2 separate regions of the Mus musculus genome follow, and region 2 is linked to region 1. A link is a contact called in ENCODE Hi-C or POLR2A ChIA-PET data. All regions are on one chromosome and are shown on one strand. Each heading gives the region's core, a stretch centred on a gene start or an enhancer-like site at or near the end of the contact. The rest is flanking DNA. Distances are from core to core; before and after follow the strand shown.

Evidence for each region. A loop is a pair of places that touch in the nucleus more often than their neighbours do. ChIA-PET counts read pairs that join two places held with the same protein, here RNA polymerase II (POLR2A).
Region 2: a map of heart shows a loop between it and region 1 (2.7-fold over the local background). The contact joins the promoter of Dhx32 here to the enhancer-like site in region 1. A Hi-C loop is called at or near these places in 8 of 37 maps with a recorded cell type or tissue (adrenal gland, gastrocnemius, heart and 2 more). POLR2A ChIA-PET finds 5 or more read pairs at or near these places in 2 of 5 experiments (both embryonic stem cell).

The regions. Positions count from the first base shown.
Region 1 is chr7:133,729,352-133,732,109 of GRCm38, forward strand. All of the region lies in intron 7 of Dhx32 (DEAH (Asp-Glu-Ala-His) box polypeptide 32), which reads right to left. Among named protein-coding and RNA genes, the nearest start is that of Bccip, 21 kb to the left of the region's middle. Within about 2 kb of position 1,325, at least 1 of the 3 ENCODE cell types and tissues checked has a DNase peak (open chromatin) inside an H3K27ac peak, as active enhancers do; it is heart, where a contact is called at or near this core.
Region 2 is chr7:133,775,394-133,778,151 of GRCm38, forward strand. Dhx32 (DEAH (Asp-Glu-Ala-His) box polypeptide 32) reads right to left here and starts at 1,410. Exons shown (of 12, transcript NM_133941.2): 1 at 1,209-1,410. Fank1 (fibronectin type 3 and ankyrin repeat domains 1) reads left to right here and starts at 1,498. Exons shown (of 11, transcript NM_025850.2): 1 at 1,498-1,577. The coding sequence starts at 1,565.

The DNA.
Region 1 (2,758 bases), core at 75-2,574:
AATGTAATAAAAATAGATAAACAACAACAAGATTCTAGCTATGGTCTTTGCGGGTGCAGTGGTAGAACAACTGCTTAGCTTTGGGCTGTCGGAGGTAGCATGCAGCATGCGTCCTGCCTGCAGAGAGGAGTCTCTGTCCAAAGCTCCTGATGCAGCTCTGACGACTGAGCCAAGCTAGCAGGTGGCTTTCTCTCACTCCCTAGTACAGACTGTGGCACTTTGGACCAATCTGTGTTTTCAATCCATCACAGACTTGCAGACATCCTCACAAATGCCTCTGGGAGTGTGGCTGTGATGACAGAAGCGCCAGGTTCACTAACTCAGGAGCCTTCTAGTGAAAAGTGTGCACCTGAGCCCTGATGGGGCCACTGCAGAGCTGGATTCCCCTTCTAATTGGCCTCTGCAAGGAGGAGTCTGGCCCCGCCTGCACAGTGTGTTCTCTTCAGTACCCTGTCTTTTTGCATACACCAAGCTACAAGTCCTAGTGGGTACAGTTCATTTTTCTCTTCCTTCTCTCCTTCCTTCTTTCTTTTCTTCCTTTCTCCCTCCCTCCTCCCTTTCTTCCTTCCTCCCTCCCCACCTGCTTCTGGTTTCAGACCTGGCCTCCAGTTTCTCCTAGTATCCCTCAGACCCTGCCCCAACCTTGAACTTTCCAGCCCAGGGGCTAGGCTGCCCTTCCCCAAAGGCTCTTCCCTATATAATCCAGATATTTTGACCCCTCTACTTCTTTTCTGTCTCTGCAGCCACCCCACCCCTTTCTCTCTTTCTTCCCCTTCCCTCTCCCCATGGTGACTCCCCGGCCTCAGTCCTTGGGACCCCATGAACTCCCCGAGAGCCACTTCCCAATAAACCTGCCTTTAATATATTCTAATCTGGCTTGAATTGGCTCATTTCACTGGCAGAGAAATAACCTATCCTGATTGATCTTGAACTTCCAATTCTCCTGCCTCCAGTTCCATTCTGTAAGCTCTGTGGTTATAGACACGTATCACCATGCCTGACTCTCATTTTTCTTTTCAAATCTCAGAAATCCTGGTCATCTCAACTCAAAACCAGTTTTATCTGCAACAAGTTAAAACAAATTCTGAATCAGAGCAAAGAGATGACATTCGGCAGAGGCAGGGGCATTTTGCCTGGTTTCTCTTCAAATCCCTGTCCAGGTACCTTTGCCTTCCAAGGACAATAACAGTCTCAGCCATCTGTTTCTGCTGAGGCACTCGGTTAGTCCTGGTCTTCCTGACCCAGATCAACAGTGGCTGTGACACTTATGTGGAGGTCATTCCTCATGCAGCCAAGGAAAAGGGAAAAACAAAACAAATAAATAAAACAACCCCCCTGGATTTCATGTTTCTGCAGAGCGCCATGCTGAGGGAACTCACTTAGCTGCCGAGAGCCTCGTCATGCCAAGGCTACTGCCACACGGTCCACAGAGCCTGAGAGCCAAGGTCACTGCCACACAGTTCACAGAGCCTGAGAGCCAAGGCCACTGCCACACGGTTCACAGAGCCTGAGAGCCAGAGCTCGCTGTGCTCGGACATTTCAATTATATGTTGGCCACAAGCTTCTTCTATGTTTTTTTTTTTTGGTTTGGTTGGTTTTTTTGTTTCCAAAATGATGAGTCAGAGTTCATCCACAATGATATTTCCCCAAGCACAGCAGAAAACAGCTGCTGGCATTATCAGGAGCCAAAAATAAATGGTGACTCTGACCCCTTTGTTCCCAGTTATCAGTTTGAAACCTCACGAGGTAAGCAGCAAACAGGAGCCACACAGAGAGCAGGGAGCCCACAGGCCAGCCAAAGGCTTCCTTTCAGGTATCTCTGATGTTTGATTTCTTCAGAACCCTCTTGCAGGCCTACTCTTACTTCCCCCTTCACATCTAGTCCATCAAACATCCCCTGTCCTGAGCAGAAAGATGCTGAGGGCACCAAGGCAGAGTAGTAGGCTGGATGGCAGCGTTAGCGGGTGACACGCACTTGGCTAACACTGTAGCATGCAGTCTCTAAGGCCCATCCTGACCATGAAAAGTCTAGCCTGGAATGTGTCTCAGTAGTGGAACACTCTCATAGGCTGCTCGGGCTCTGGGTTCAACCCCTAACAACAAAATGTAAAAGCAACAAAAACAGTGAAAACCCTTCTGCAGAGGAGGCTTCTGGAAAGATCACTGTAGCAGATCCGTCGGTGGCAAACACCGACCCATGTGAAGTTCAGGGACCATCATGCAGCAAGGAGGAAGTGGATGGGATTCCCACCCGAGATGTCATCCTCGGGGCCAGGACGAGGTGAAGGGAGCATGCACACAGGCCCGGGTCACACAGCCCCCATCTCAAACACTCCTACCTCCTACTTATCTGTCTTGCTAAATACAGCAAAGGACAGAGACATTACAGGCAGATTGTCATTTACTTCCAGGGTAGGCATCATGGAAAAGTTTAACCACTGGCCAAAAGTGTGGGGAAATTTAAGTTACTTCTACGTAAATGGAAGCAAAAACTAAGGTATTGATTAGACAGCTGCCAATACTTTTAAGTTAGAGCCCTTCATTCAGTGATCTAAACATTTGCTTGCTTTTTAGAAGTTAAGCTCCAAGTCACAGAAGAAAGCAGGTGAGAGGAGACAGACCCTGCCTGGTGTCTCCCTGGCCACGGGGCTAGCTAGGTTCCCGTTAGCATCAGGAGCATGCTGGGAGGGGAAATGGGAAGCCCTGGCTGAGCTCTTCCACTCATTATTCATAGGCTCCTGCTGCTCCAGCTTGGCAA
Region 2 (2,758 bases), core at 160-2,659, 46 kb after region 1:
TAGAGCTGGCTGGGCCTTCCATTTTTCTCTAGTCCTGTCTATGGCAGCAGTAGGGGTTGATGGAAGGCCTTTAATGTCCAGCGCTGACCGGTAAATCAATCCTACAATTTCCTCTGTTTCTCCGCACTTCCTCATCCCTTTCTTATCTCTTCTCCATTTTTCTTCCTTCCTCTGCTTCCCCCTCTTCTCTCCTTAACCCATGACACTCTCTGAGGTGGTTTGAAAATTCTACACCATACCAGATAAAAATTCCTAGTGGGTTTTTCCCCCCTTCACACCTTTCTTAAAGGAAAACCTGGATCCTGGTCTTTGAAACCAGTATCCTACACAATTTGGCTGACTCAGTGACCCCCCTCTCCCCCCAAAAAAAATCAACAGGAAAAATGAGTATTGTAACACAAACACAAACACACACACACACACACACACACACACACACCAAACTAAACCAATTTCCAAGATCCCACAAGGGGCCCACAGCCTGAAATATGATAGGTGACAGTGGGGATGATAGACAGAGCAGGACTAGGGGAGGAACTGCCCGTAGTCTCAGTAGACAGCCTTGGCCTACTATAGAGGCAGGAGCAGCTTTCACACCCTCACCTAGGCAAACGGATTCGAACACCCCTCTCTGAAACATGTGGTGCAAAGAACGAGTCCTCCAGGAGGAGCTGAGAGCACCCATACTCGGAGTCTTAGGGTCATCCTAGCCTTGACCTGGGACAACATCCCGGTATAGGGTACCCACCCTGGAAAAGAGCTGCCACGCGCAAAGGCCGAGTCCGGACCATGACTTGGGGCAACATCCTGAAGCAATAGCCCTTCACTCTGGAGAATGGGTACTGGCAGGCAAAAGCTGGGTCCTCCAGCAGGAACAGGGTCTATCTCGACTCTCACCCGGGCATCTCCGGGTTCATCCGGACCCTGACCTGGACGGACGCCAGATGCAGGGGTAACCCTGACTCTAGCTTGGGGTTACGGCGGTGCAAAGACCGAGTCATCCGGCTGGAGCAGGGTTTGTTCTGACTCTCACTGGGGCGTCTCAGGTCATCCTAGACTTAACCCACCAGGGTCCAGAAGATCTCAGGCCGGAGCTCCGGTTCTCCTTCCGGAGCTGGGGGCGCCCTCGCCCTCAGCTGTGCCTGGTCGGGCGGGGCCGCAACAGGTGCGCGGCCTCCCTGCTTCCCCGCCGCCTGCCCTGCCGTTACCTGCAGCGGCGGCCGCCGAGGCCTCCCAGAGCCTGGGCGGGAGCTTCCCGAGCCCGGCCGACGTTCGCGTGGTCCCTAGAGGAGCTGACAGAGCGTTCCCGAGCTCGGGGCGCGGCTCTGCTGAAGCCGCCGCGCTCCCGGGTCGCGACCCCCCTGCGCCACTCCCGCCCGTGCGCTGCTCTGCGTTTCCACGTCACTTTTTGGTCCCTCCCTCTCGCCGTCCGCCGGGCCCCGCCCGCCCGCTCGCCTGCCCATCCCCGGTTGTCAGGGCAACCCGAGCGACGCCAGACGAAGACAGGCGTTAGGAGGGCGGCGCCGCCAGGGCTGGGCCCGAGGGCCCCCGGGAGCAGCTGACCATGGAGCCCCACAGTAAGCGGCGGGCTAGGGCCTGGGGTGCGAGCAGAGACCGAGCTAGCCGGGCCAGGTCTCGAACCCTCGGCTAAATGATCCACAGATTCCACAGAGCACGGCTGATGCCCTCACTAGCAATGGGCTTACGAATGGTTAATAGTGCTTCCAGTGTCTTAGTGAACCTCCATGGAGCCTGGGCCTTGAATTTATGTGTTCTTGCCTCTCTTCGATCTTATCCCTAAAGTCTGTGGTATATATAATTCATGTGCTTCCGCCCAGCATAAGATACATAACAAAAGTTTCTCATTCCTGTTTGTCTTAAATTTTCCGTTCTTTGTTATTGACTATTCGTGCGGATGCATGTGTTTGTGCACACGTGTGCAGGTGTCACACAGGTGCACATGCAAGTGTGCCACATTTGTGTGGAACCCAGAGGGGACATTCTGGTGTCTTTTCTTGCCATCCACCTTGGTTTTAAATTTTTATTTTATTTTATTTAATGTGTACAGATGTTTTGCCTGCATGTATATGTCTCTGCACCACTCATGTGCCTTGTGCCTCTACAGAGACCAGAAGAGAGAACCCAATCCCCTTGAACTATAATAAAAGCAGGCTGTGAGTAGGCTTGTGGGTGCTGGGTCCTTTGGAAGAGCAGTCAGTGTTCATGATATTTGAACCACATCTTCAGGCTCCCACCTTGGTTTTCAAGACAGGGTGTCCCACTGACCTAGAGCTCTAGTGAACTAGGCTAGGCAAACCGGCTAGCAGAACCCCAGAGGTGATCCTGTCTCCAGCTCTCTAGGGCTGAATCTACAAATCACACCACCACACTTGATATTTTATGGAGGTTCTGGGCATCAAACTTGGCTCTTTTACTTTCTGCAAGCATTGTTTGCGCGAAGTCATCTCATTAGCCCTGGTTTTTGTTTTGTTTTTAAAAATACTCTTAAGTTTGAGTTTGTCTCCTGCAGCCCAGGCTGACCTTGAGTTTAGGGCAAACTTCGTGACCTAGCCTCCTGAACCAGTGGCTCAGAATCTTCATGGCTCCACATTCTGAAAGTGCTGGGGCTACAGTGCTGTTTTTCATTTTGTTTTGATTGAAACAGAATCTCACTATCTCTCTGGCTAGCTTGGAACTCACTGTTTAAAGACCAGGCTGGCTTCAAATCCACAGGTCCACCTGCCTCTGTTTATGAAGT